Linked DNA regions of Homo sapiens: region 2 is linked to region 1. Evidence: chromatin loops called from intact Hi-C (ENCODE). Cell type or tissue: HCT116. All regions are shown on one strand. Each heading gives the region's core, and the rest is flanking DNA. Links, peaks and the distances in the headings are about the cores only. Region 1 overlaps TANGO6 (transport and golgi organization 6 homolog). Region 2 overlaps TANGO6 (transport and golgi organization 6 homolog).

The links. A loop is a pair of places that touch in the nucleus more often than their neighbours do. Peaks named below come from ENCODE experiments on the same cell type or tissue, not always from the same donor. Only the 100,000 strongest peaks of a DNase experiment are listed, where the experiment ranks them.
Region 2: it touches region 1 in a loop (5-fold over the local background); 2 of 110 quality-filtered maps call a loop at or near these places.

The regions. Positions count from the first base shown.
Region 1 is chr16:68,914,534-68,930,167 of GRCh38, reverse strand. It overlaps TANGO6 (transport and golgi organization 6 homolog), which reads right to left. Exons shown (of 18, transcript NM_024562.2): 12 at 10,949-11,083; 13 at 2,085-2,600. It also overlaps the pseudogene RNU7-42P. Among named protein-coding and RNA genes, the nearest start is that of TANGO6, 79 kb to the right of the region's middle. In HCT116, for the core only: no CTCF peak of the experiment used is centred there; DNase peaks (open chromatin) are centred at 6,237, 6,777 and 8,317; H3K4me3 peaks cover 1,798 bases; H3K27ac peaks cover 5,076 bases.
Region 2 is chr16:69,061,727-69,077,360 of GRCh38, reverse strand. The region is part of intron 17 of TANGO6 (transport and golgi organization 6 homolog); the gene reads right to left. Among named protein-coding and RNA genes, the nearest start is that of HAS3, 36 kb to the left of the region's middle. RefSeq lists enhancers at 2,829-3,546, 3,547-4,265, 4,266-4,983, 4,984-5,703, 13,648-14,466. In HCT116, for the core only: no CTCF peak of the experiment used is centred there; DNase peaks (open chromatin) are centred at 4,960, 5,230 and 7,670; H3K4me3 peaks cover 2,566 bases; H3K27ac peaks cover 4,649 bases.

The DNA.
Region 1 (15,634 bases), core at 4,963-12,962:
GCAGCTCAAAGGAGTAAATGCTTCGCTTCTTGTTTTTCTTGGGTAGAAACTGGTCTGACAGAGTTTTGTGGGGGAAATGGCATATATGCTTAAGTCTCATTTTTATAACCATTAAAAAAGTATAGAGACTGGGGGAGATACTTGTATTCTTCCAGCAGTAGTCCTGGAAACCGATGGAAGAACAATCCTCAACATTTTTCCATGACAGCCATGGTGAATAACATTCTCACATATGGCATGACAGACTACGGGGTGTGACACACAAGAGACAAGGTTTGGGGTTATGTGCAATGGATGGCACATTTGCTGCAATTTGATCCTTTTCTCTTGTACTCACAAAGCATATGGAAGTGCAAGTGAGATAGAGATGTTATTATTGAGATAACTTTGAATCTGTTCTAATTTATTTTTGAAAATCTTGTAAATTTCAGCACTTTAATTGATATTAGTAACAAATTACTCTCAAAATATCTTACAATTTAGGAACCTATCAGGGGTATCAACTACAGTGAGTACAGCTTATCTGGAAGATATTACATGATATGTTAGGTTTAGGCCCCAACATGAGAGCCAGAGAAAGGAAGACGGAAGTGTCTGCTCCATATATAATGCTGTGTTCTTCGTTGGCACAGTAATTCTTGACATCAACTTGATGCTGCTGGTCTCTACATGTGAAGTATGTACGGAGAGCCTAAAATTACCCCAGTTAGGAAGACGGCCAGTTTTGAAGGTAGGGAATCTTTTATGGAGTAAGCAAGGGAAGCTTAATTTAGGGTAATGGCCATGGAAATAAAGAGGATAAGATACATTTGAAAGACTTCTTTGAAAAAAGAATTGACAGGACTTGGTGACCAATTATGTACAGCAGAAGAAGGTTTAATTAAGCTAAAAAAAATTCCAAGATGTTCATTGAATTCACCTTCAAATAGGTGTATAAAAGGATATTTAAGGCCAGGCGCGGTGGCTCATGCCTGTAATCCCAGCACTTTGGGAGGCCGAGGCAGGTGAATCACTTGATGTGAGGAGTTCAACACCAGCTTGGCTAACATGGTGAAACCTCATCTCAACTAAACGTACAAAAATTAGCTGGGTGTGTTGGTGGGCACCTGTAATCCCAGCTACTTGGGAGGCTGAGGCAGAAGAATCACTTGAACCCAGGAGGTGGAAATTGCAGTGAGCTGAGATCGCACCACTGCACTCCAGCCTGGGCGACGGAGCGAGACCCTGTCTCAAAAAAACAAAACAAAACAAAACAAAAAACAGCTATTTCACCACGATGAAGGGAGAGAAGAGGGGAGGAGACCCAGTTTTGCCCAACGCCCCACTAAAGATGCCCAGAGAAAACAGGTGGCTTATCTGGGCTGGGTCACAGTGTTGAAGCAGACCTATTTATCACAAAAGGTACTTTCCCATCTCTGGGAATTTGTTCAAGCTATCCCACCCCTCTTTCATCTGCTCAAACTTTACTAGTTTGTTATGGCCATATTAAGGCCTACATCCTCCAGAAGATTTCAACTTTCTCTTTTTCCTGACTGCCCACAGCATTTCTTGCATGCAAAAATTTTGAAGGATGGGTGTGGTGGCTCACGCCTGTAATCCCAGCACTTTGGGAGGCCGAGGCAGGTGGATCACGAGGTCAGGAGATCGAGACCATCCTGGCTAACATGGTGCCCGTCTCTACTAAAAATACAAAAAATTAGCCGGGGGTGGTGGCAGACACCTGTAGTCCCAGCTACTCGGGAGGCTGAGGCAGGAGAATGGTGTGAACCCAGAAGGCGGAGCTTGCAGTGAGCCGAGATTGCACCACTGCACTCCAGCCTGGGGGACAGAGCGAGATTCCATCTCAAAAAAAAAAAAAAAAAAAAAAAATTGGCACTCAGTTCATATTCATTTGAGGAGTTTAAGTCTTTCCTGTGTCTAAATAAATCTTTCCTGTGTCTAAGTGTTGCCTCCTCACAAAATTCACAAATTTCTGGAGGGTGGTCCAGAACAGCACTTGACACATAGTCCAGGCTCCAAAAATACTTGAGTTGAATGAATGCCCCACCCTGTGCCCATGTGTCTTTACAGTGTGTTCTACTCACCTTGAGAAGCTTCTCTTGCATCTCAAGGGCTTTTGCTTCTCTCTGCTCTATCCAGTGGGAAAGAGTACGCAGGGCAGCAGCCCGTGTTGGAATTTGAGGGTCATAAGCTGACAAAAGAACCTCTTGGAGCTGTTCTGTGGTTACGCTTCCAGATTTCTGACTTGTAGTAGTGCTGGGCTCATTGACTCCTTGAGGAATGATTGGAGCATTTGACTGCAGGCCTGTCTGGGGGGCTGTCTCATGGCTCTGCTGTTGTTCAAGGTGGCTATGAGCTACATCAGTGGGTCTTTCATGACTGGTTTGTTGCTGCTCTTCTATTTTCCCTTCCAGATCTTTTCTGTTCAGTGTACTTTGGGCAGCCATGCTGACGGCCTCAGTGGCAAAGGCTCCATGGGTAGAGATGGTGATGCGGAGATCAACAGCGAGTTCTTGGATGACCGGATCAGGGTATGTGTTGGATACCTTCTCCAACAGAGGCAACAACTGCTTCAGAACAGCAAAATCACTTGACTTCAACTACAAAATGAAATAAAAAATGTCAAACCCAAATTAACATAGCAAATTTCAATATGACCTGAGCACCAGGAAACATATTCTGAGAAAAAAGGGCAGGGATCAAATCTTGCTCATGGTGTAATCAGTGTATTGCCTGGGTCCAGCACTGAATACCATTTGTTGAATAATCATACCTAACATTTATTGAACACTTATCATATACAGGTTCTTTTCTAAGATAAAACACACACACACACATTCATATCCTTGTGATATAATGACTATTATTATCTACATTTTAAACAGGTGGAAACAGAACGGTTAAGTAACATGCCCAAGGTCACAGACTGGAAGATAGTAAGATGTGAACTCAAGAAACTGGGATCAGAGCCCACACTCTCACCCAATACCCTACGCAGTCTCCCTTGAAAAGATAAGGCTGTTCTTAACTACATGATCTAAAGTGGCCAGTCAGTATGCAAGTGCACCATAGATCTGGAAGGGATCACAGAGAAAACGGGAAGAAAGGGATTTCTTCTGGAAAGTGGAAGTGAAAATTATATAACATTTTATTCTCCATGGAAGCTTTGTCTGAATAATGTCATATGCCTTACTACTAAGAAAGGTGCATGAGTGTTACAGCTCTATTAGAATTTGTCTAGCAGGTTTTCTGGTCTTCACTGGAAAGCACCCCCCTCACCCACTGCCACCCAAAAGGTGTATGTGTGATCAATGAAAAGTAAGAATCAATGGTAATACTTTTCTGTTTGAAAACACTGGAGAAATTATCAGATGAGGCTTCAGGAGACCCTGAAAATTTGAATACCTTAAGGATCTTAAGTCCTTTTTACTGGCCAACATGGCGAAACCCCACCTCTACTAAAAATACAAAAATCAGCTGGGCATGGTGGCATGTGCCTGTAGTCCCAGCTACTCGGAAGGCTGAGGCAGGAGAATCGCTTAAACCCGGGAGGCAGAGGTTGCAGTGAGCTGAGATCACGCCACTGCCCTCCAGCTTGGGCAACAGAGCGAGACTCTGTCTCAAAAAAAAGAAAAAAAAATCCTTTTTATTTTTATTTTTTTCTTTTCTTTTTGGAAACGGAGTCTCGCTCTGCTGCCTAGGCTGGAGTGCAATGGCGTAATCTCGGCTCACTGCAACCTCCACCTCCCGGGTTCACGCCATTCTCCTGCCTCAGCCTCCCGAGTAGCTGGGACTACAGGCACACGCCACCATGCCTGGCTAATTTTTTATAGTTTAGTAGAAACGGGGTTTCACCATGTTGGCCAGGCTGGTCTTGAACTCCGGACCTCAGGTGATCCGCCCACCTTGGCCTTCCAAAGTGCTGGAATTACAGGCATGAGCCACGGTGCCCGGCCGAGACATTTTCAAATAATTATACTAGTATTATCATTATGCTAAACTTCATTCAGTGCCTCGGTTGTATCATGGACTTTTTTAAAGCATCTAAAATGAGAATAATTTACCTACAGTCTATTTGGCCTCTTTTTTAATTTCTCTTCTATATAACAATTTCTTCTAAAAAAAAAAACCAGCCAAGACAAATAGATCAATGGGACAGAACAGAAAGGCCAGAAATAGACCCAGATAAATAGAGTCAACTGAACTTTGACAAAGGAGCAAAGGCTTTAAATGGAAAAAAAAATACAGTTTCTTTTTTCTTTTTTTTTTTTTTAATTGGAACAAGTGTCAGTAGAAAAGACAGTTTTTTCAACAAATGGTGCTGGAACAACTGGCATGCACATGTGAAAAAATGAATCTAGACACAGACCTTGCACCTTGCACAAAAATTAACTTGAAATGGATCATAAACCTAACTGTCAAATACAAAACTATAAAACTCCTACAAGTTAACATAGTAGAAAATTGAGATGACCTCTTAAAAGCAATGACCTTTTAAATACAACAGCAAAGGCATGATCTATGAAAGAAATAGTTAAAAACCTGGACCTTATTAAAATTAAGAATGTCTGCTCTGCAAAAGAAACTGTCAAGAGAATGAGAAGACAAACTACAGAATGAGAGAAAATATTTGTAAAAGACATATCTGAAAAAGGACTAATATCCAAAATATACAAAGAACTCTTTAAACTCAATAAGAAAATGAACAACCTGACTTAAAAATGGGCAAAAGACCTTAACAGATAGGTCTACCAAAGAAGAATACCCTACCAAAGAAGATATACAGATGGCAAATAAGCATAGGAAGACATACTCAATGTCATAAGTCATTAGGGAATTGCAATTTTTTCTTTTTTTTGAGACAGAGTCTTGCTCTATTGCTCAGGCTGGAGTGCAATGGCACAATCTTGGCTCACTGCAACCTCCACCTCCCAGGTTCAAGCGATTCCCCCACCTCAGCCTCTTGAGTAGCTGGGACTCCAGGTGCGGCCACCATGCCTGGCTAATTTTTGTATTTTTAGTAGAGTCAGGGTTTTGCCATGTTGCCGGGGCTGGCCTCAAACTCCTGACCTCATGTGATCCGCCCACCTCAGCCTCCCAAAATGCTGGGATTACAGGCGTGAGCCACCACACCAGGCTTCCCACCCACCCCTCTTTGCATCCACAGAGTTCTCAATCCTGGGCATGGCAGAAGCACCTTGATCCCTCCCTGATCAAGGGTGTGACCTGGGATCCCTGGCCTCGGGCTGGACAACCAGGTGCCCACAACCTGTATGGGGGTATTTACTCATTGAACATCTAGCCCCTGGGGTTGTCCAGGGAAATGCACTGGGTGGCAGCAGCTATGTGAGGAGTTTGTTTCTGTTTTCTTTTTTTTGAGACGGAATTTTGCTCTTGTCACCCAGGCTGGAGTGCAATGGCATGATCTCAGCTCACTGCATCCTCCGCCTCCCACGTTCAAGCGATCCTCCTGCCTCAGCCTTTCAAGTAGCTGGGATGACAGGTGCCCGCCACCATACCCGGCTAATTTTTTTATATTTTTAGTAGAGATGGGGTTTTGCCATTTTGGCCAGGCTGGTCTCGAACTCCTGACCTCAGGTGATCTTCCCACCTCAGCCTCCCAAAGTGCTGGGATTACAGGCATGAGCCACCGTGCCCAGCTGAGGAGCCTTTTTTTTTTGAGAGGGAGTTTCACTCTTGTTGCCCAGGCTGGAGTGCAATGGTGTGATCTCAGCTCACTGCAACTTCTGCCTCTTGGGTTCAAGCAATTCTCCTGCCTCAGCCTCCCGAGTAGCTGATCTGGTCTGGAACTCCTGACCTCAGGTGATCCTCCTGCCTCGGCCTCCCAAAGCACTGGGATTATAGGCGTGAGCCACTGGCACCTGGCCAAAGCTCTGAAAATCTTTAACGATGTGTATAAATGAGCACAATGAAGACAATTCCAGAAATAGATGGTTTAATCTCAAAAGCAAAAGAATTAGAGAGAACTAGTCAGCTTAGTTAACTGGAAAGTCATTTTCTTTTTAAGTTGTAAAATTGGAGGCACTGTGGTTTGCAAGTAAGGGCTTTTTTAGCCAGTTTGATCACCTGCATACAAGCAGTTGAAGGATGCCTCTCCACTCTAGGGAAATTCTGATAAAAGACTGGATTACCTAGAGGATAATCAAGTGAAAGCCTGTGAAAACAAGAAGCATGGCTCTCCTTTGCCCCTGATAACACATGACTAACATTCACAACACTCCCATGGGTGTGCCCAGATCTGGAGGTTGCTCACTATGGGTGAGGGCAGTGTTTTTCAACTTTTTGAGCTCATGCCCTTTTGAAAAAACAAAACAAAACAAAACAAAACAAAACAAAACAAAACAAATCATGCCTCCTTCATTAGACATCACCTTTCCTTTCTTCCTTTTATTCTTTCTTCCTTCCATTTATCCATCCATTCAAAAACTGTTAATTAAGTACCTACTGTGGCAGGTTTATTAAATATGGCAGAAAGTAAGACATCTCTAAATGAGGCTGCTTGAAAGCAACAGCAATTAAGAAGGATTGTCTGCTCTTTGGAGTTCTATATAACAGCTTGAAATAATGGGAATTTTCCCAAGCAGTTCTATAGAGCACCCAAATTGGGCTCGGTGAAGAAGAGAAAGGACAGCATTGTAGCACAGGAACTGACTCAACCAATTCGCCTCACCAGCATGCAACAGATTTCAGCGGCTCGTCCCTCTCTCCCCTTCCTCCATTCTGCAATAGACCTCTAGCTTGCTTACCACTACTTCTACCCCAGCCTCTAATCGTTTGCAATGATTCTAATATGTAAGTCAGCAGCACCTAAAACACAGTCCATGCTCCTGGTAACCTTTCTGCCAAAGAGTCTGAGCAATGGTCTTTGATCAAAAACATGACCTAAGCAGGCCAGGCGCGGTGGCTCATGCCTGTAATCCCGGCGCTTTGGGAGGCGGAAGCGGGCAGATCACCTGAGGTCAGGAGTTCGGGACTAGCCTGACCGACATGGAGAAACCCCATCTCTACTACAAAAAAAAAAAAAATACAAAATGAGCCGGGCGTGGTGGTGCATGACCGTAATCCCAGCTACTTGGGAGGCTGAGGCAGGAGAATCGCTTGAACCCAGCGGGCGGAGGTTGCGGTGAGCCGAGATCGTGCCATTGCACCCCAGCCTGGGCAACGAGCGAAACTCCATCTCAAAAAAAAAAAAAAAAAAAAAAAAAAACATGACCTAAGCAGTGTAGAGTAAGACCAAGCTAAAGCCCCCTTCCCCTTTAGAGAAGAGATGCACCTTTTCTCTCCCAATAATGGGCCCCCACCCCAGTAGAATCTAGATTTCAAGATTTGGAGCCCAGCTTTTAACCAGAAGCTCTGCTGCCTCCCTGGAACAACATGGTTTTGGTTTTTCCTAAAGAAGGTCTGGAATGGTCTGCTCAGCCTCGTGCTTTAGAGACCAATGGACAATACAACATCATGCAGAAACTGCTTCTTGAGGGGACAGGGAGGAGTAACCAATGTATAATACTTTTAGTGGTGACTAACTCTGAAATTTAGAAAATGAGCCTGGAACTACAGTTATCTTGTCAGCAGTCTTTTTTTTTTTAATTATAAATTTTTGTTTGTTTGTTTTGAGATGGAGTCTTGCTCTGTTGCCAGGCTGGAGTGCAGTGGCATGGTCTCCGCTCACCGCAACCTCCCCCTCCTGGGTTCAAGCGATTCTCCTGCCTCAGCCTCCCAAGTAGCTGGGATTATAGGCACGCGCCACCAAGCCCGGCTGATTTTTGTATTTTTAGTAGAGATGGGGTTTCACCATGTTTGCCAGGCTGGTCTTGAACTCCTGACCTCGTGATCCACCCGACTTGGCCTCCCGAAGTCCTAGGATTACAGGCATAAGCCACCGCGCCCGGCCTTTTTTTTTTTTTAATTTTGTTTTTGTTGTTGTTGTCAGCAGTCTTAAATACATGCTTTTTCCAAATTAACTCCTCTTCCCAGACACAATGTTCTAATAATCACTTTGATTACATAAATTAGAAACAAAAAAGGTTCAGATGATGTTAGATTCTTTTTTAATAAGCCAAAACAACGAATCCTAGTAAGAAATAGGAAAAAACAGTATATTGTTAGCCTGACAATGATTAACTGAAAACACAATTCAGAACCATGACATTTTTTTCTAATACAAAGAAAGAAAATCCAGCATTACTATAGAAGCCATTTACAAATCCATGATTCAAACAGAAAAAAAGTAGTAGATCTAGGGCAAAGGTATAGGGGGTGACGTGCTTATGTTCACTTAACTAACTGCAAAGTCAGAGGAATGCCGGATGTAATCAGTGAGTCAGGATGGCTCACAGAAAGGCAGGGGCCTGCAAGGTATAACCTTGATATCAGTCAGGTGAGTCTGTCTTAGAACACAACTAATGTGCACAGCCAGCCCTCCAACAATGGGCTTCTAGAAAGGGAAATGGAGATTTTTGTGATCTATCTTACATTGGGATGTGGTTTGAAATGATAAGTGTGAAGTAAAGAGAAGCCAAAAAAAAAAAAAAAAAAAAAAGCACACTCTCACCTTGTGGAAAAAGACTATTCAAATCAATATTCAACCAAAAAAAAACAAAACAAAACAAAACAAAAATCTATTTGGCCAACTAAATCCAATAAGAATACAACTTAAGAAAAATGATTCCGGCCGAGCGTGGTGGCTCATGCCTGTAACACTTTGGGAGGCCGAGGCGGGTGAATCACTTGAGGTCAGGGGTTCGAGACCAGCCTGGCCAACATGGCAAAACCCTGTCTCTACTATAAATACAAAAAATTAGCTGGGCGTGGTGGTGCATGCCTGTAATCCCAGCTACTTGGGAGGCTGAGGCAGGAGAATTGCTTGAACCCAGGAGGTGGAGGCTGCAGTGAGCTGAGATTGTGCCACTGCATTCCAGTCTGGGTGACAGAGTAAGACTCTGTCTGAAAAAAAAAAAGAAAAGAAAAAAGAAAAATGATTCCATCAGTGAAACTTTCCTTGATAGTTCTTTTTTTTTTTTTTTTTTTTGAGACAGAGTCTCGCTCTGTTGCCCAGGCTGGAGTGCAGTGGCGCGATCTCGGCTCACTGCAACCTCCGCCCACTGCAACCTCCGCCTCCCAGGTTCACGCCATTCTCCTGCCTCAGCCTCCCGAGTAGCTGGGACTACAGGCACCCGCCACCTTTTTTTTGTATTTTTAGTAGAGACGGAGTTTCACTGTGTTAGCCAGGATGGTCTCGATCTCCTGACCTCCTGATCCGCCCACCTCGGCCTCCCAAACCTTGACAGTTCTAACAGCAAGGGTATACTATGGCTCTAGAAACTGAACCAAAAGCTTTTTTTTTAAAACAATATGGAAAATATATAATTAGAAGTGCTAAGTAAATCTAAAGAAATGGGCTTCACACTAATAACAGGCCCAGATAAAATTCCCTTTCCTTTTAGACAGGCTAGTGAAAGGTATATTCTAATACATCGAGAATCAGAATCAGATTTGAATCCTCAAGCTCAAAAATCCATTCCCAGAGGGTATCCTACTCATTGCTAAGGGTTATGAGCAGGCTGGCTGCAGGGTAGATTTCATAAGACTCACACTAAGCCTATTCTGCTTTCCTGCAGACTCCTCACCTAACTCGGTATGTAATCAGCCAGTCACACACACATGCATGGTCTAGCCCTTGACTATCTTTTGTCCTTGCAGGCATGCTCTTCCCCTTGGTCTCTACAATTCACTAACACCAGCCTTCCATCAGTGTCTCAAGTATACCAAGCTCTTTGCTGCTTCTAAGCCTTTGTACGTGATGTTTTCCTTACTTGGAAGAGTTTCCTTCAAATCTTAGCTTACGCTTACACTTCCTCAGTGGAAATCTTCCCAGCCTAGGTTAGATGTTATGTGCTCTTGGTACCCGCCACTTCTCTTTTGAGACCCTTCATTCAATTCTAAGTACATTTCTGAACAGTCATTTAGTGTCTGACTTCCTTACTGGACTGCAAGTTTCATGACGGTCTGCCCTGTCCCCTGCTGTATTCCCAGCACCCTAGCTTAGTATGTGTGGCACACAAGTATGCAATATGTAGGTTTTGTTTGTTTAATTTTTTTTGAGATGGAGTTTAGCTCTTGTCACCCAGGCTGGAGTGCAATGGCACGATTTCGGCTCACTGCAACCTCCGGCTCCTGGGTTCAAGCAATTTTCCTGCCTCAGCCTCCCGAGTAGCTGGGATTACAGGCACCCGCCACCACGCCCAGCTAATTTTTTTTAAATATTTTTAGTAGAGACGGGGTTTCACCATGTTGACCAGGCTGGTCTCAAACTCCTCACCTCAGGTGATCCACCAAACTCAGCCTCCCAAAGTGCTGGGATTACAGGCTCAGTGAGCCACCGCACCCGGCCAATATGTAGTGTTTAAAAAAATAAATTTAAAAATTATAAATTAGGTATGTAAAAGACATACATACTTAAAAGTGGCTGGAAGCAAAGCTTTAACATGCTACCTGATAAGGGATGAAGAATGAATCCTGTGCTAAAATGGAGCATTCAAAATAGATGGATCCTATGCAACCAGTTGAGGACTTTCCCCAACAACAGTAGCAGAAACAAGGGCTGAGCTTTGGAGAGTGAGAGCCAGAAAATCTAGTATTCACCTCAGATGCAAAACACCAGGCTAGATGTTCCCAAATTAAGATTGTAACAGGTAGAAAGGACCCTGCCCTTCTGATAGTGAAGTCTATGCAGGTGACAGAGTAGAAATGGTGCAACTTTCTTGTTCTCTACTTTGGAGAGAATTCTCATTAACAAACTAACTTCTTTATCTAGGTTCTCCTATGTACAATATCCATTCTTATTTCTCACAAGGATATGGAAGGAAAACAACTGGTATTTCGCTTCTCCCTTCCCTCCATTCAAGCTTGCCTCATGTCTACAACTCACCTGAACAGCTCCTCCTAGCATGACAGCCACCAGCCCCATGGACATGCTCAGCGTCTGTGATTCCACGGTGCTCTCTGCCTGATGGGCCAGGCTTGCACAGGCTCTCTGCAATGTTGCTGCTACAAAGTCCACCACCTACCCAAAAAAGGGAATTGAGAATCAATGAGGAATGAAAAAAAAAAATCATAATTCTCCTTACATCTTATGTCTACATCCTCATCTTCTTCATCTACATCATGATAGCAAGAACCATCCAGAACAACTGCTACTTACCATGCAGATGTGATGTTCAGTGTTTTTTTTTTAAACATTTACCGGTTTATTATAAAGGTTATTACAAAGGACACAGATGAACAGACAGATGGATAGGACAAGCGGGTGGGGGTGTAGCTTCCATGCCCTCTCTGGGCTAGCCCCACTCCCAGCATCTCCACATGTTCAGCAAGCGGGAAGCTCCCAAGTGTTTCACATGTACAATCTCATTTAGTTCTCATATCAACTCTATGAGGTCAGTACTATTATCCTCATTGTGAAATGAAGAATCTGAGACTTTAAAAGGTTGTTTGTTTAAGGCCATACACTTAATAAATGAGAAAGCCTATTCATACTTTTCCAAATGTTTTAATATGCTACTCCAACTTCCTTAACTTTTCATGAATTTTGCCTGAAAATTAAAAAGCAAAATGACTTGTAAATTAACTTAAAATGGATCACGGACTGCAATGCAAAATACAAAATTATAAACTCCTCGAAGATAACATGAAAAATCTAGATGATCTTGGGTATGGTGATGACTTTTCAGATACAACACCAAAGGCACAATCCGTGAAAGAAAGTAATGATAAGCTGGACTTCACTGAAGTTAAAAATTCCTGCTCTGCGAAAGACACTGTCAAGAGAATACAAAGAGAAGCCACAGACTGGGAGAAAATATTCATCCACAACAGTCTGACAAGAGACTGTTTTCCAAAATTTACAGAGAACTCTTAAAGCTCAATAATAAGAAAACCTGGGTTGAGCACGGTGGCTCACGCCTGTAATCCCAGCACTTTGGGAGGCTGAGGTGGGTAGATCACTTGAGGTTAGGAGTCGAGACCAGCCTGGCCAACATGGTGAACCCTGTCTCTACCAAAAAATTATCTGGGCATGGTGGCACACCTGTGGTCTCAGCTACTCGGGAGGCTGAGGTGGAAGAATCGCTTGAACCAGGAAGTGGAGGTTGCAGTGAGCTGAGATAGCACCACTACACTCCAGCCTGGGCAACGGAGTGAGATCCTATCTCAAAAAAAAAAAAAAAAAATTAGCCAGGCATAGTGGCAAGTGCCTATAGTCCCAGCTACTCAGGAGACTGAGGTGGGAGGACTGCTTGAGCCCAGGAGGTCAAGGCTGCAGTAAGCCATGATGGTGTCACTGCACTCCAGCCTGTGTGACAGAGAGAGATCCTATCTTGAAAAGAAAAGAGCCCAATTAAAAATGAGCAAAAGTCCTGAACCGACATCTCACCAAAGAAAATATACAGACGGCAAAAAAGCATATGAAAAGATGCTCCACATCCTATGTCACTGGAGAACTGGAAATGAAAGCACTGGTGATATACTGTTACACACCTAATAGAATGGCCAAAATCCAGAGAACTGATTTCACCAGGAATGCTGGTGAGGATGGAGATCAACAGGAGCTCTCTCATTCATTCATTGCTGCTGGGAATGCAAAATGGTACAGCCACTTAGGCAGACAGTTTGGCAGTTTCTTACAAAACTAAACATACTTTCACCATACAGTCTAGCCATTGCTTGCCTTGATATTTATCCAAATGAGTTGAAAACTTATGTCCACACAAAAACCTGCACATGGTTGTTTATAGCAGCTCTAGTCATAATTGTTAAAACTTGGAAGTAACCAAGATGTCCTTCAGTAGGTGAATGCATCAATAAACTGTGATACATCCAAACAATGGAAAAACAGCACCAAAAAATGGGCAATCAAGCTATGAAAAGACATGGAGGAAACTCGAATGCATATTACTAAGGGAAAGAAGCCAAGCTGAAAAGGCCACATGCTGTATGATTTCACCCATATTACATTTTGGAAAAGGCAAAACTATGGAGACAGTAAAAAGATCAAGGGTTGCCGGGGTGAGGAGAGAGGGAGAACAGAACAGGTGGAGCATAGAGGATTTTTAGGGTGGTGAAACTATTCTGTATGATACCATCATGGTAGATACAGGGCATTGCAAATTTGTCCAAATCCATAGGCTGTACAACACCAAGAGTGAGCCCTAGTGTAAACTATGGACGTTGGGTGGTGATGTGTCAATGTAGACTGATCAGCTGCAAAAAATGCATCACTCTGGTGGGAGATGGTGACAATGGAGGAGGCTATGTTGTGTGAGTGCAGGGAGTGTAAGGGAAATCTCTGTCTCTTCTGTTCAATTTTGTTGTGAATCTAAAACTGCTCTAAAAAAAAACTCTTTATAAAAAATGACCTGTTACTTTCTGACTATGTCAGAGGGTCCTGGATCTGCTTCTCAAAAGGAGGTTTCCTCCTCAGGGATTCCTGCCCTGACTCACTCCCGACATTTTGACAGTCTAATTCTAGTAAGTAAAGAATGGAGGGGTAGTGTTCAGTTTCATCTAGAAGCCAGTGTCTTCGAGCCATCTGTGCAAATGATTGACAGTAGTGATCCCCAACCCTTTTGGCACCAGGGACCGGTTTCATGGAAGACAATTTTTCCACACACTGGGGTTGGCAGGGGCGGGAGGGGGAGAGGGGCGGGGAATGGTTTCAGGATGAAACTGTTCCACCTCAGATCATCAGGTGTTAGTTAGATTCTCATAAGGACTGCGCAACCTAGATCCCTCGCATGCACGGTTCACAACAGGGTTTGTGCTCCTATGAGAATCTAATGCTGCTGCTGATCTGACAGGAGGCGGCGCTCAGGTGGTAAAGCTCACTTGGGCGCTGCTCACCTCCAGTTATGCGGCCTGGTTCCTAACAGGCCACAGAACAGTACCAGTCCGTGGCCTGGGGGTTGGAGACCCCTGATCTAGAGTCTTTTTTTAAGTATTAAATATTTGAAAGGATTAAGACTGTTCCTAGACAAGATTTTATATAGCATTTGGCTAACAACTAAGCTTTAAATAGAATTAATTTGGTCAGCATCATTTTCAATGCATTTGGATTAATCAACTTAAGTAAAAACACCTTTGAATAAATGACAGCACACAAATACACATGCATGCACACACACATGCATACTTAGGATTAATGACTCAAAAGAGAGAAATCATTTTAGAAATGGAAAGGCTGAGAAGGTCATAATAAGCCTCCAAATAACATGCAAGCTTGCATGTTTAATTCTCTGGACAAATCACATGCTGTGCTAGAATCTTTATTGCAAGCTTAAAGTCAGGAGAATGGCTTGTTAACACTTGTCTTCTGAAGCAACGCAGGAAACTAGAAAGGTTATTAAAAGTTCCACTTACTGAAATGAACAATGCTGTTTAAGGCAGTTTTCACCACCTCCTCCATCCCTAAGATTTTATTCATACTAGAAGATAAGGACACTAGCGCTTTCTAGAGAAACTAGGTAGAAACTGTTTCTACTATCTTGGGCCAACTATGTTGCCTCCAGGGAGTCTTCTAAAGCACTCCTTAGCTGGGCACAGTGGCTAACGCCTGTAACCTAATACTTTGGGAGGCCAAGGCAGGAGATCACTTTAGGCCAGGAGTTCAAGACTAGCCTGGCAACAAAGTGAGACCCTGTCTCTAGAAAAAATTAAAAAATTAGCCAGGCACAGTGGCACACATCTGTAGTCCTGGCTACCCAGGAAGCTGAGGTGGGAGGATTGCATGAGCCAAGGAGTTCAAGTTTGCAGTGAGCTGTGATTTAGCCATTGCACTCCAGCCTGGGCAACAAAGAGTGAGACCCTGTCTCTAACAACAGTAACAAAAAATATATAAAGCATTCCTAAATTACTCAACTAGGACTATTTAGCCTTCCAACTTTTTCTAAATTCCTCTCCACTTTTTTTTTTTTTTTTTTTGAGACAGAGTTTAGCTCTGTCGCCCAGGCTGGAGTGCAGTGGTGTGATCTTGGCTCACTGTGACCTCCACCTCCCGGGTTCAAGCAATACTCCTGCCTCAGCCTCCCGAGTAGCCTCCCAAAGTGCTGGGATAACAAGCATAAGCCACTGCGCCCATCCTCCACTATCTATATGTGTGTGTGTGTGTGTGTGTGTGTGTGTGTGTGTGTGTGTGTAGATATCAAAACAAGTAGTATGATCCTATTACTAAAATAGACACTTTCTATGTTTGTATGTATGTTTAAAAAAAAAAAAACCCAGGGAACTGTTAACTGTAAAGAGATAGCCAACAATCATTGCCATCTATGAAGTAGCCTTTCTGCCAAACATTCTTTGTGTTAACCCCAAAACCCCCTACCCATTTGGACAGCAGCTCCTCCCCCTACTATACATTTCCTGTGATTTTGGTGGGGCTTCCAGCCACAAGAATAGGTGTGTGACTGAAGCCTGTTCTAAAATTTATATATGTTGTGGACAGTGGGGACAGACCTTTACTTTTTACTTAAAACTTCTTATAAATGTACATAATTTTAAAAGCCAAATATTCCTGAAAGCTTATAGTGAAAAATAGCAGTGCCCGACATCATTTCTTCCCATCTGA
Region 2 (15,634 bases), core at 4,269-12,268, 150 kb before region 1:
GTTGCGACCTGCAGTCACACAAGGTCCCATGCTCAAGAGGGCCAGGTTTGCTTGGTCTAATGATCTGCTGTTGCCATCCTAAAATTCTTCCAGCCTGGGTAACATAGCAGGACCTCATCTCTACTAAAAAAAAATAAAATAAAATAAAATAAAAATTAGCCAGGCATGGTGGCACACGCCTGCAGTCTAGGGCTTGGAGGCTAAGGCTGGAAGATCCCTAGAGCTCAGGAGTTTGTGACTGCAGTGAACTGTGATCGTGCCACTGCACTCTATCCTGGGAGACAGAGTGAGACCCTGTCTCCAAAAAAAAAAAAATTCGTAATAATCTTATTTTTCAACTTGTGTGTGTGTTTTGTTTTGTTTTGAGACAGAGTCGTGCTCTGTCGCCCAGGCTGGAGTTCAGTGGTGCGATCTTGGCTTACTACAACCTCCGCCTCCTGTGTTCAAGCGATTCTCCTGCCTCAGCCTCCTGTGAACCTGTGTTTTGTAAATGAACTCCAATGGGACAGGGAGCGTGAATGTCAGTGGAGGAGGTAAGATTGTGTTCACTCCTCTTTGCCAGAGCATTTGCATCTGGAGTTCACTGTGCCCCATAAGCACAGGATTCTGGTGGACTCACCATATGGGGGAGGGCAACAAGGCTAGAAGCAAGTACAAGGCAGGCATGGCTGTTACATTTAAGAGTGGGCAAATGGAGGCCCCAACAGCTTGGAGAGGCGACACTTTTCATGCACTTTCCATGCGTTGCTTCGAACACAGAAAGAAGGCAATGGCTTTCTAAAAAACACAGAGGACCATGGAACCCGACTGCATCTTTCTTACTCATTCACTTCCTTGTTTTAGCCAGTCATTTACACTGAAAATAATGGCACAGCAGGGCAACCCATTATTCTTGTTCCTTTCAGTCCTTTCTTATCAGTAAATCAAAGGTAGACAGTGTTGGTCGAATGTAAATGTATCAAGAAATGAGGCTGGGCACGGTGGCTCACGCATGTAATCCTAGCATTTTGGGAGGCCAAGGCAGGCGGATCACCTGAGGTCAGGAGTTCGAGACCAGCCTGGCCAACATGGTGAAACCCCGTCTCTACTAAAAATACAAAAATTAGCCAGGCGTGGTGGTGGGTGCCTGTAATTCCAGCTACTCGGAAGGCTGAGGCACGAGAATCACTTAAACCTGGGAGGTGGAGGTTGCAGTGAGCCTAGATTGTGCCACTGCATTCCAGCCTGGGAGACAGAGCAAGACTCCATCTCAAAAAAAAAAAAAAAAAAAAAGAAATGAAATAAAAATGTTGAATTCAGGCCAGGCGCGGTGGCTCACGCCTGTAATCCCAACACTTTGGGAGGGCGAGGTGGGAAGATCACGAGGTCAGGAGATTGAGACCATCCTGGCCAACATGGTGAAACCCCGTCTCTACTAAAATACAAAAAAGTAGCTGGGCACGGTGGTGCACGCCTGTAGTCCCAGCTACTTGGGAGGCTGAAACGGGAATCGCTTGAACCCGGGAGGCAGAGGTTGCAGTGAGCTGAGACTGAGCCACTGTACTCCAGTCCGGGTAACACAGAGTGAGACTCTGTCTCAAAAAAAAAAAAAAAAAAAAGTTGAATTCAGCTGGGTGCAATGGCTTATGCCTGTAATCCCGGCACTTTGAGAGGCCAAGGCAGGAGGATTGCCTGACCCCAGGAGTTCAAGAGCAGCCTGAACAACATGGTGAAACCCCATCTCTACAAAAAGTACAAAAATTAGCCAGGTGTGGTGGGGTGTGCCTGTAGTCCCAGCTACTCGGGAGGCTGAGGTGAGGGGATTGCTTGAACCCAGGAGGCTGAGGCTGCAGTGGGCCATGATCTTGCCACTGCACTCTGGCCTGGGTGACAGAGTGAGACCCTGTCTCAAAAAAAAAAAAAAAATAAAAGTTGAATTCGTGTTGTGTAGAGTTTCTACTGTTCTGCTAAGAAGGAAATACATATGCATGTGTAAACTATGAAATACAAATTGTGTAATTTCAGTGATTCTGTGTAGGAGCTAATGCTCTTATATTTGCATTTAGAATTGGCATTGCACAATGTAAAGATGAACAGTAAAATTCATGCTAATAATTTAACATTTTAATTTTTCTCCAGCAAATAATAAACATCATGACAAGTTGAGAGAGAGACTTAGACCCCATCTCTTAAAAAAAAAAAAAAAAGCAGACTTTGGAAGGAAAAAAATTATATTTCAGGCCAGGCACAGTGGCTTATACCTGTAATCTGTGCACTTTTGGAAGGCCAAGCTGGGTGGATCAACTGAGCTCAGGAGTTCGAGACCAGCCTGAGCAACATGGCGAAACCCCGTCTCTACTAAAAAATTAGCCAGGCGTAGTGGCGCATGCCTGTAATCCCAGATACTCAGGAGGCTGAGGCAGGAGAATTGCTTGAACCTGGGAGGCGGAGGTTGCAGTGAGCCAAGAATGGCGCCACCTCACACTAGCCTGGGCAATAGGGCGAGATTCTGCCTCCAAAAAAAAATAATAATAATAATTATACACACACACACACACACACACACACACACACACACACACAGGCATTCGAACCAGAGTGACTCCATTTTGAGTGAGAGCTGGAAAATGAGGCTGAGACTTGCTGGGCTGCATTCCCAGAAAGTTAGGTATTCCTAACCTCTAGATGTTTATGGTTAAGGGAATGAATTAATAATGTTTACCAAACAGACTCAGACTTAGGAGTGTCCAGATATCCCGATATCTGGAGAACAAAGACATTCCTAATTTTGCTTTAAAGATGATAATTTGATACTTGTAAAGTATAGTAATTGAGAAAATTAATCCTTTATCACAAGTCCTTGTAGCAGAGCACATCGCCCCATATATACGAGTATTGTATCTAGGGTGGACACGTTCCTCCTCTTTCGGGAACGTCCTACTCTGTCTATGGAGCAGCTGTTCTTTCACTACTTTACTCTCTTAATAAATTTGCTTTTACTTTCCACTGCAGACTCGCCCTGAATTCCCTCTTGCACAAGATCCAAGAAGCCTCTTTTGGGGTCTGGATCGGGACTCCTTTTCTGTAATATATATATATATACACACACACACACAGCACTAATGGTACTTTCTTCTTGTTGTTGTTATTTGTTTTCCCTAGCAAGGAGCCCTGCATTTTAATCTGCACTGGGACCCACATATTATACGGTCAGCCTGCAAACAACCCTCAATGCTCCTAGCCCAGTGTCACCACGTGAAGCACCTGAGTCCTGTGAGCAAACCTCAGGAAGATGCTGCCTGGTCCCTGCTGGGCAGTTACCTCCTGGGCTTTCTCAGGGAGCTTCTGAGCCACAGTCAGGTCTCCTAGGTCGGGGGCCTGACTCTGTGGCCTCACCCGAGTGCCTTTTTTTTTTTTTTTTAAGATGGAGTCTTGCTCTGTGCCCCCCAGGCTGGAGAGCAGTGAATGGCATGATCTCGGCTCACTGCAACCTCTGCCTCCTGGGTTCAAGCGATTCTCCTGCCTCAGCCTCCCATATTGCTGGGATTACAGGCGCCCGCCACCATGCCGAGCTAATTTTTGTATTTTTAGTAGAGACTGGGTTTCACCATATTGGCCAGGCTGGTCTCAAACACCTGACCTTGTGATCTGCCGGCCTCGGCCTCCCAAAATGCTGGGATTACAGGCGTGAGCCACCAGGCCTGGCTTCGAGTGCCCTTTCTAACCTGTCTTTGGGCAAGGAAGTCTTATTTTTCCTGAGGCTGGCCGCATGAAAATGAGCTAATTCCCGGCAGAGGATGACTCTCCACCGCTATTGCCTCATGATTACTCACTCATTCAATAATCAGTACTATGGGCCTCTGTCATGCCCAGGCACTGTGCTGGCGATAAAAAAGATGAATAAGGCACGAACCCTCCCAGGTGGCAGCTACAGCCCTGTGGGGAGGCAGTACACACACCCCACATGGAGTGATCTCCGTTCTAAGAGAGAAACGCAGGCAATTCTCTGGAAGCAAAGGAAGTCATTTCCGCCTTTGGAGGTGGGTGGAGGAAGAGGAACCTGTACCTGCTCTGTGAAAGTGCCTTCACTCTGACATTTATTCCCAGCCAGTGGGTGGCACCAAGGAAATGGCTTGGGGGAACTTTAGTAAGTTCCAGCTCCCAGGCCATCACAAAAAGAAGGCAGTTTCCAAGCAAAACCAGCATGCTTGCTATGCAGGTACAGCCTAAAGACAAATCTCCCAACACTCTCTCCAATGGATTATAGCCCAAAGCATCTCTATATATAGAAATTCTAGAGCTTCCACTTTTTTTTTTTTTTTAAAGAAGGTCTCACTCTGTCACCCAGGCTGCTCTCCTGGCTTCCTGTGCCCCATCCTCCAGTGTTTGTTACAAGGTCATCTTTTTTTTTTTTTTCCTTTTAGAGGAATCTTTCACTTAGAAATATCTTTGAGATTTTTTTGCTAGAGCCTCCTAACATTCAAAGTAAAGTCAGCTTTTACTTGTTAAAAAGGGATACTCACAGGTATTCTGCTCTTTCTCCGTGTGGGTAGGAATTTCCCCCTGGGCACTTCTGTGTCCTTAAAATAACAATACTGCCTGTGCAAAACCCACTCCACACTTGAGGGGTGCTGAGCTCCCTGTTATCAGTTACCGGATCTCTGTTTTTAGTAACTGAGTGTTAAGCAAAGCCTCCTGCTTAATTAATGGGTCTATCTTAGCAACCCATCCTGGTATAGAGCTTCTTCCCAATCCCTGTGACTCTAGGGATCCCACACATCATAGGACTTCCTCTGGACTCCCCAAGGATCAAAGCTTCCTGCCAGCCAGGGATTGTCACCAAATCCCATGGATCAGGGGCTGAATACAAGGAGAGTTCAAAGGTAAAGTTACAGGAGCCTCTGTCGGGGGCAGGATATAGGCAATCCCACAGCGGAAACCTCTCATTATGAGTTCAGCACACCTGCTGTTCATCCCCCAACTGTATCAGGCCCAAGGACTCCAGGGCAAGGTGGAGTGGGTATGGCTGTGAGTAGGCTGGGTGCGTCTCATTCACAGGAAAGCTAGTTTAGCTGCTTGCAGTCAGTGGTTGAAACAAACACTTTCACCATCTGAGAAGCTTAGGCCAAGGATATCTTAAAGAAGTACCCAGACTCCTGGTCTGAAAACTCTTTGGAAGGGAGTGGCGTTCAGATTCTTTATCAAAAGAATTTAGAGAGCGCATGTGACACACACACACACACACACACACACACACACGGTCTCCCTCTCTCTTCACACATACACACACACACACACGGTCTCCCTCTCTCTACACACACACACACACACACACACACACACACACACACACACGGTCTCCCTCTCTCTTCACCCTCCCTCTTTCCAGGCGCCAGTTGGCCTGAAACACACAAAGCTGAAGCTTCAGGGACAAGGGCAGTCTTTAGGGTTAGACGTGGCTCAGAAAGGACCAGAAGAGGCTTGGCAAACTGAAAAGGGAAGGTGTGAGTAAAAGACTGCCTTGGGCACACAGGTGCACATTCAATGGAAAAGCAGGAAGACAGTGTTTGACTCTTTCAATGAGCTTGACCTGGAACATTTGCGGAGTGGTTGTATCTTTAAGATCAAAAGAAGAAATAAATGGCAAATATCTTTCTTCTCTTTACTTCCTAAATTGATTTGTTTGATTATAAAAACCATATTACCACAATCCAGAATATATGAAAATAGAGGAAGAAAAAAGGCTCTAGTTAGACTACCTCTCTAACACAAGCTCCATGAGTAAAGACGGTAATGAGTAGATTCATTTACACTTAAAAATTATTTTAATATTTTAAAGGTCATTTACATTTCAAGGTGTTTTTTACTACTGGAACTTGGTGAATGAAATGGCTATTCTGTTCTTATTGTGTGAGATCAACAAAACACAACATGAATGGTCAAAAATAAGACATTTACAGAAAAAGGACTCTGGACACGGTGATCTAGCAGAGGTTTTTCCATCTATAACTTCTTAATAGGAAAATGAGTTGCTAAATATAAAAGGACAAAAACGTTAAATGCTAGCATACACTCATTGTGTCAGAGGCGTTAAAACCAGAGTGACTGCATTTTGAGTGAGGGCTGGAAAATGAGGCTGAGACTTGCTGGGCTGCATTTCCAGAAGTTAGGCATTCCTAACTTCTAGGTGTTTATGGTTAAGGGAATAGATTGATAATGTTTACCAAACAGACTCAGACTTGGAAGTGTCCAGATATCCCAGTATCTGGGAACAAAGGCATTCCTAAATTTTGCTTTAACAAAGGCATTCCTAATTTTATGGTGGCTCACACCTGTAATCACACTTTGGGAGGCCAGAGGTGGGTGGATCACCTGAGGTCAGGAGTTTGAGGCCAGCCTGGCCAACATGGTGAAACCCCGTCTCTACTAAGAGTACAAAAATTAGCTGGGCATGGTGGTGGGTACCTGTAATCCCAGTTACTTGGGAGGCTGAGGCAGGAGGATTGCCTGAATCTGGGAGACAGAGGTTGCAGTGAGCCAAGACCACCCCATTACATTCCAGCATGGGCAACCAGAGCGAAATTCCGTCTCAGAAAATAATAATAATAATAATAATAATAATAATAATAATAATATTGATTCTTGCAAACTATAGCAATTAAGAAAATTAATCATTTATCACAAACCCTTGTAGCAGAGCACATCTCCCCAAGATCTTTTGTGTGTGTTTTTTTGTTTTTTTTTTTTTTGAGATGGAGTCTCCCTCTGTCACCCGGGCTGGAGTGTAGTGGTGTGATCTTGGCTCACTGCAACCTCTGCCTCCCAGGTTCAAGTGATTCTCCTGCCTCAGCCTCTCAAGTAGCTGGGATTACAGACAAGCACTTCCATGCCTGGCTAATTTTTGTATTTTTATTAGGGACGGGGTTTCACCATGTTGGCCAGGCTGGTCTTAAACTTCTGACCTCAGGTGATCCCCCCGCTTCGGCCTCCCAAAGTGCTGGGATTACAGGCGTGAGCCACTGCGCCTGGCCCCAAGATCTTTTTCTATCCTATATATATAAGCATTGTACCTAGGGTGGACGTGTTCCTCCTCTTACTTTCAGGAATGCCCTACTCTGTCTATGGAGTAGCTATTCTTTCACTACTTTCTTTTCTTTTCTTTTTCTTTTTTTTTGAGAAGGAGTCTCGCTCTATCGCCGAGGCTGGAGTGCAGTGGCACGATCTCGGCTCACTGCAACCTCCGCTTCCTGGGTTCAAGTGATTCTCCTGCCTCAGCCTCCTGAGTAGCTGGGATTACAGGCACATGCCACACCTAGCTTTTTTTTTTTTTTTTTTTTAGTACAGACAGGGTTTTGCAATGTTGGTCAGGCTGGTCTTGAACTCCTGACCTCATGTGATCTGCCCGCCTCGGCCTCCCAAAGTGCTGGGATTACAGGCATGAGCCACCGTGCCTGGCCCACTACTTTATTTTCTTAATAAACTTGCTTTTACTTTGCAATGTGGACTCGCCCTGAATTCTTTCTTGCGCGAGATCCAAGATCCCTTTCTTGGGGTCTGGAATGGAGACCCCTTTCCTTGTAACAGTTGTATTTAGAAATTCAATATTCTATAGAAACAAGAGATGAAGCAAACAAAGATCAAAAAGAAAGAAGGCTACATTCCACACAATCCTATCAACCACCAATTGTGACTCCCTTTGTGGTTGAGAAATAAATAAGAGGCACAAAGACAAAAACAGAGGAATAACACGCAAGTTATACACCGAAATAATAAGACAGGTGAAGACAGGGGAAAGAGGTGAACTGGAGCTGGTGGCTGGAGATTGTCCTGGCAGAAAAAAAGATTCTCTAGATTGAGGTCCAGAAGAGAAGACTCCAGAATCCGACTAGTTCTGTTTAAAAACATGTTGGAATAAGCATTAGGTGTGGTATGAATCTGTCAGAAAGCAACAGTCCAACTTCTAAGCACCTTCATCTTGCCCAAGATGTGATTTTGTGGCTAAGAGATGTGAGAGGGAACAGATGAGACTATTACGGGGCAGAGAGTCAAGAATTGTCAGTAGAGAACAACTCAGCAAAATTTCCCACATTGTGTGCAGGAGACTAGGCTAAGTATTCTGCTGAATGGCTCCCACACCCAGGAGCTCACACCCTGTTGGGGAGGCAGACACACAGAATTAAGCCTAATGGTCAGGAGGCAGGCAAACTGAGTGAAGTGGACCCTAGAGCTCCCAATTATTAGCTAGGGAATCTTGAACAAACTACTTCACTTCTAGGAACCCCAGTGATCTCGTCTATAAAATGGGAATAAGTTTGCCTCCTGAAGGTTGCAATAAGAATTAATGTATCTAAAGATCCAAAAACATGGCTGGGTACGGTGGCTCATGCCTGTAATCCCAGCACTGTGGCAGGCTGAGGCGGGTGGATCACCTGAGGTCAGGAGTTCGAGACCAGCCTGGCCAACATGGCAAAACCCCTTCTCTACTAAAAATAGGAAAAAAATTACCTGGGCGTGGTGGCGGGCACCTGTAATCCCAGCTACACGGGAGGCTGAGGCAGAAGAATTGCTTGAATCTGGGAGGCGGAGGTTGCAGTGAGCCAAGATGGCGTCACCGCACTCCAGCCTGGGCGACAAGAGCGAGACTCCATCTCAAAACAACAACAAAAACAAAGATCCAAGCACAAGGAATTGCAAATGGTGGGTGCTAAAGAAGTGATGGTTTGTCAGTGAAGACTGTGACCTCTGTGAGGGCCAGGACTATGTCCATCCTGTAACTCTTACATCACTGAGGCCTGGAAGAGAGCCTAACATGCAGTAAATCTTTGAAGAATGAATGAATGGCAACGGTAGCTAATCCTTACATAGTACTTGGTATATGCCAGGTATGATTCCAGGCATTTTGTCTACATTAACTCAATCCCCACAACACAATTATCATTTCCAATTTGCCCAGGTTCACACAGCTAGTAATGGGTAGATCCAGGATTCAAACCCTGGTAGCCTGACTCCAGAGTAGTGTTCTTTATTAATCACTATACTGTACCGTCTCTCAAAGCGGTTTTTATTATGACTATTACTATTATTGAGACAGAGTCTCTCTGTACCCAGGCTGGGGTACAGTGGCACGATCATAGCTCACTGCATGCAGCCTTGAAGCTCAGGTGATCCTCCTGCCTCAGGCTCCCAAGCAGTTGGGACTATAGGTGTGCATCACCATGCTCAGGTAATTTTTTTTTTTTCAAGACAAGAGTCTTGCTCTGTTGCCCAGGCTGGAGTGCAGTGGTGTGATCTTGGCTCACCGCAACCTCTGCCTCCCAGATTCAAGCAATTCTTCTGCCTCAGCCTCCCGAGTAGCTGGGACTACAGGCATGTGCCACCATGCCTGGCTAATTTTTGTATTTTTAGTAGAGATGGGGTTTATTTTCTTTTTTTTTTTTTTTTTTTGAGACAGAGTTTCACTCTTGTTGTCCAGGCTGGAGTGCAGTGGTGCAATCTTGGCTCACCACAACCTCCGCCTCCTGGGTTCAAGCAATTCTCCTGCCTCAGCCTCCCGAGTAGCTGGGATTACAGTCATGTGCCACCACACCCAGCTAATTTTGTATTTTTAGTAGAGACAGGGTTTCTCCATGTTGGTCAGGCTGGTCTTGAACTCCCAACTTCAAGTGATCCGCCCGCCTCGGCCTCCCAAAGTGCTGGGATTAGAGGCATGAGCCACTGTGCCCGGCCAGTAGAGACAGGGTTTCACCATGTTGCCCAGGCTGGTCTCCAACTCCTGACCTCATGATCCGCCCGCCTTGGCCTCCCAAAGTGCTGGGATTATAGGCGTGTGCCACGGCGCCCAGCGTTTTTTTTTTTTTTTTTTTGAGATGGAGTTTTGCTCTTGTTGCCTAGGCTGGAGTTCAGTGGCGCAATCTTGGCTCACTGCAACCTTCACCTCCCAGGTCTCCAGGTTCAAGCGATTCTCCTGCCTCAGCCTCCTGAGTAGCTGGGATTACAGGCACCCGCCAACACGCCTGGCTAATTTTTTGTATTTTTAGTAGAGATGGGGTTTCACCATGTTGGCCAGGATGGTCTCGAATGCCTGACCTCAGGTGATCCACCCGTCTTGGCCTCCCAAAGTGCTGGGATAACAGGCATGAGCCACCGTGCCCAGCCTCAGCTAATAAAAAAAAAATTTTTTTTGTAGGCCAGGCACAGTAGCTCATACCTATGATCCCGGCACTTCGGGAGGTAAAGGTGAGAGGATTGCTTGAGCCCAGGAGTTTGAGGCCAGCCTGAGCAACACAGCAAGACCCTTTGTCTACAAGAAATAATAGAATTAGTCGGGCATGGTGTCACGCATTTGTGGTCCCAGCTACTTGGGAAGCTGAGGAGGGAAGATCACTTGAGCCTGGGTGGTTGAGGCTATACTGAGCCGTGATTGCACCACTGCATTCCAGCCAGGGTAACGAAGCAAGAAAGACCCTATCTCAAAAACAAAAACAAATTTTTTGTAGAGACGGGGTCTTGATATTTTGCCGAGGCTTGTCTTAAACTCCTGGCCTCAAGCAATCCCCCCACCTCAGCCTCTCAAAGTGGTTATTATTTTCACTACCATGGAGTGGGAGGCATAAGGCACATATAACCACCTACCTTACGAGTATATTGTGGGGATCAAAAAAGATAATGTATGTGAGAGTATTTCACTATCATCAGCAAAGTGATAAATAATTCAAAGTATTGTTATTATTACCACCACATTAAGAAAATTGGGTTTACCACCAAGGAATAAGAATAGGAGGGGAAGTCCGGGCGCGGTGGCTTATGCCTGTAATCCCAGCACTTTGGGAGGCCAAGGTGGGCAGATCACTTTAGGTCAGGAGTTCAAGACCAGCCTGGCCAACATGGTGAAACCCTGTCTCTACTAAAAATACAAAAAAACTAGCCGGGCATTGTGGTGTGTGCCTGTAATCCCAGCTACTTGGGAAGCTGAGGCCAGAGAACTGCTTGAACCTGGGAGGCAGAGGTTGCAGCGAGCCAAGATCACGCCATTGCACTCCAACCTGGGCAACAGAGCGAGACGCCATCTCAAAATAAATAAATAAATAAACAAATGAATGAATGAATGAATAGGAGGGGGAAAGGCACAGCTCTGAAAACAAAGACTAGAGAGGAGAAGCCAAAGGCAGAGTGGCTGGGCAGATGAATAAATGAAGGCGAGTGAGAGGAAGAGGGAGGTGGCGTAGATGCGGGGAAATGAATTTAATGTAGTCTGAACACAGTATCAGGCCAGCGCAGGTCAGATGATGTTGGTAGCTGGCACACTGGAAGCTCTGATCAAGCTATGCTGCAGAATGGAAAGCATCAGGAAGAATTCTGCCGGGGAAGCAGAAAGGGGCCAGACTCCAAGGTCTTTGAGGCGAGTGGCCTCTCTAAGATAATGGGCAGGAAACAAATAAATTGGGGAAGCAGAATGGACACAGACAATCTGGACCTCATTCAGGAGCTCTGGACTGAAGAAGAATAATGCTTTCCTGATAAAACCCAAACTTTCACTTTGATGGGTCTATGAAAAAGAAATTAGGGCCAATTCAAACCTGAAAGACCAGGCTTTTGAGACACTTCACTGAAAGCGTCAGGACGGTCAGTAAAGAAAGGCAGGATTACTAATGTCTAAGAGATTTCTACCCATGCCTGACAGATAGAAAATCTCAAACACACTGAAGTTCACAGTGGCATTATTATTAACTGGAGGTTACTGAGCTTTTCAAAAACCTTTTATTTTAAGAGTATTTTTCTCTGCTAGACCTAGAGATAAATGGCACTTTTACCCTTTCTGGCTACTAAATGAGGAGAGCATCTAAAGTGCAAATTGGAGATGGGGTGGAAAGGAGATGAGGCGGGTATCATGTGTGGTTTTTCCTGAGAAAAAGGGAGAAATATTTAACTGGTCAAGTGCCAAAAATGCTACAGGGACATGGACAGTTTAGGTTGTTTAGGGACAAAGACCAAGATGGTGGGTAGCAGTTAACCCTTGGGAGGGATGATAGCTCAGGAGTCCTAAACAAAAAATAGGCGGTCAGAACTCCCAACACCTAACTGTGTGTGCTCCCTGGCTGGCTTATGCTGAGGCATGCTGCCCAAGGGCTGGAGTGGTCAGTGACCATGCAGCTCCCTGCAGCTGGGACAGGAGTGGCAGCTGTGGTGGCAGGAGCAGCGGTGGCAAAATGTTTCAGAATGTCTTTAAATAGCAACCTGAGGAAGGCGGCAGCTTTCCTACACCCCCACAAGCCCTGAAATAGCACAAAGCAGCAGGGAAAATGGTCGAAGTGTGTGCAAAGGCAGCAGGCTACTGCTTACGAGAAAAGAGATTGGGAGTGTTGTCCTGAGAGGGTGAGTACAACCCCAGCTTTCAAACTGTACTCAGTGATCACATATGGGGGAACAGGCTTCATTGTTTCCAGTCCTTCAAGATCTCCATGCAGACACCCCGCTGAGGGCACCACACTTCTATTTCCTTTCTGCATGGAAAGCCTCCCACGTGGGATTAGACAGCATCTGAAAAAGGCTCACTACTACTGCTGATTGAGTGTTTACTACATTTCAGTCATTGTGCTAAGCCCTGGACACACATTATCTCATTTAACCCTATGAAGCAGGTATTATTAGCCCCAGTTTATGAATTAGGGCACAGGAGGTTAGGGAGGTTTAGAGATTTGCTCAAGGACAAATAGCTAGAATTCAAATCTGCATCTGTCAGATCTAAGTTCACAAACTTTGTTTTTCATATGTGCATTACTAGGAAATCCAATATGCATGAGGACACCATGCAGAGAATTTGATCTTCCTCCTGCACCATCAAAAGTTGTTTATTTGGATGGTGCCTGGCTGGTGAGAGAAGATAGGGAGCAGCAGAAAGGCTGGTGGCTGACTCCATGGTTTAGGCTTCCTTTAGGATGCCAGTTTGCTTTAGGGCACTCTGAATCACCTCAGGCTTGCTCTGATCACACAGCCTCAGGTCATGCCTCTGTGGATAGGGGAAGTGCAGACTGCAATCCTTAGGGCATTTGCTCACTGGAATTCAATGCTCTGTGCAAGATGCTTCAGGAACATAAGGTGCTACAGTAGGATCAAAGGCCAAAAAACCCAGAGTCCCTGACACATCAGAGGCTCTGGTAAGGGTTTGTATTATGTGCTAATATACGCATGGCATGGACCAGACTGGAAAAAACAACCTCCCACCCACACCAGAAAAGTATGGCTGTAGAGCTGGGCGTGGTGGCTTATGCCTGTAATCCAGCACTTTGGGAGGCCGAGGCGGGCAGATCATTTGAGGACAGGAGTTTGAGACCAGCCTGGCCAACAAGGTGAAACCCCGTCTCTGCTAAAAACACAAAAATTAGCCACGCGTGGTGGCACATGCCTGTAATCCCAGCTACTCAGGAGGCTGAGGGAGGGGAATTGCTTGAATCCGGGAGGCGGAGTTTGCAGTTAGTTGAGATCGTGCCATTGCACTCCAGTCTGGGCGACAGAGGCTCCATCTCAAAACAAAATAATATAATAATAATAATAATAATAATAATAATAATAATAAGAAGAAGAAGAAGAAGAAGAAGAAGAAAAGTATGGCTACGCTGCCCAGAGTGAATACCATTGCCTCTGAATGATACCATCATTCTAGTTAATGATTCTCCATCCTCACTACTCATTAAAAATCCCCCAAAGAACTTTGTTTTTTTTTTTTTTTTTTTTTTTTTTTGGAGATGGAGTCTCACCGCAGCCTTTGCCTCCCAGGTTCAAGCGATTCTCCAGCCTCAGCTTCTCGAGTAGCTGGGATTACAGGTGCCCCCCACCACACTGGCTAATTTTTTTTTTTTTGAGACGGGGTCTCGCTTTGTCGCCCAGGCTGGAGTGCGGTGGCGCGATCTCGGTTCACTGCAATCTCCGCCCCCGGGGTTCACGCCATTCTCCTGCCTCAGCCTCCTGACTAGCTGAGACTACAGGCGCCTGCCATCACGCCCGGCTAATTTTTTTGTATTTTTAGTAGAGACGGGGTTTCACTGTGTTAGCCAGGATGGTCTTGACTCCTGACCTCGTGATCCGCCCGCCTTGGCCTCCCAATGTGCTGGGATTACAGGCGTGAGCCACCGCGCCCGGCCCCAGTGTTTTTTTTTTTTTTTCAGACGAAGTCTGGCTCTGTCACCCGGGCTGGAGGGTAATGGCGCGATCTTGGCTCAACCTCCGCCTTCTGGGTTCAAGCGATTCTCCTGCCTCCGCTTCCCAAGTAGCTGGGACTACAGGCACGCACCATTATGTCTGGCTAATTTTTGTATTTTTAGTAGAGACGGGGTTTCACCATGTTGGCCAGGTTGGTCTCGAACTCTTGACCTCAAACAATTCACCTGTTTCGGCCTCCCAAAGTTCTGGGATTATAGGCATGAGCCACTGCGCCCAGCCAAGTTTTTGTATTTTTAATACAGACAGGGTTTCACCATTTGGCCATGCTGGTCTCTAACTCCTGACCTCGTGATTCACCACCTTGGCTTCCCAAAGTGCTAGGATTACAGGCATGAGGCACTGCGCCTGGCTGATTCTTTTTTTTTTTTTTTTTTTTTAAATTTCTTTTTATGGGCCGGGTGCGGTGGCTCATGCCTGTAATCCCAGAACTTTGGGAGGCCGAGGTGGGTGGATCACGCGAGGTCAGTGGTTCCAGACCAGCCTCGCCCACATGGTGAAACCCTGTCACTACTAAAAATAAAAAAATTAGCCAGGCGCAGTGGCAGGTACCTGTAATCCCAGCTACTCGGGAGGCTGAGGCAGGAGAATCGCTTGAACCCGGGAGGCAGAGGTTGCAGTGAGCCGAGATCACGCCACTGCACTCCAGCCTGGGTGACAGTGTGAGACTCCGTCTCAAAAAAAATAAATAAATAAAAATTAAAATTAAATTTCCTTTTATGCTCCCCAGGTAACTCTTACAATCTAATAATAATAAGATGCTCCCCAGGAAACTAACAATCTAATAATAAGGATGCAGGATGGTAGGCAAAAACACTGGCTAGGAGACTGCAAGAGAGATACCATGGTTTCAAAAGGAGAGGTCACTTTTTTATAGACTTTGCCTATGAAAAGTCTAAGCCTCAGGTACAGGCAAAGTGATTTGGACATAACTTATTGCACTTCTTGGAATTTTCTGAATTATCCACAATGATTTTATTTTCCAGAAGGCAGGCGGTCAGAATAAGTTTTGACCCACAAATTAAAATTGCATCTTTTCCCCACAAATATTTTTAAAAATTTGTTCTTAAACATATGTATGTGAAGTATGAGTCTGAAGATAGAGAAAGTCACAGGCTACCGAAATGCATTCTTTTTTTTTCTTTTTTGAGATGGAGTCTCGCTCTGTCGCCAAGGCTGGAGTGCCAGTGGAGCGATCTCGGCTCGCTGCAACCTCCGCCTCCTGGGTTCACGCCATTATCCTGCCTCAGCCTCCTGACTAGCTGGGACTATAGGCGCCCACCACCATGCCCGGCTAATTTTTTGTATTTTTAGTAGAGATGGGGTTTCACCGTCTTAGCCAGGATTGTCTCGATTTCCTGACCTTGTGATCCGCCCGCCTCGGCCTCCCAAAGTGCTGGGATTACAGGCGTGAGCCACCGCGCGCCCGGCCGGAAATGCA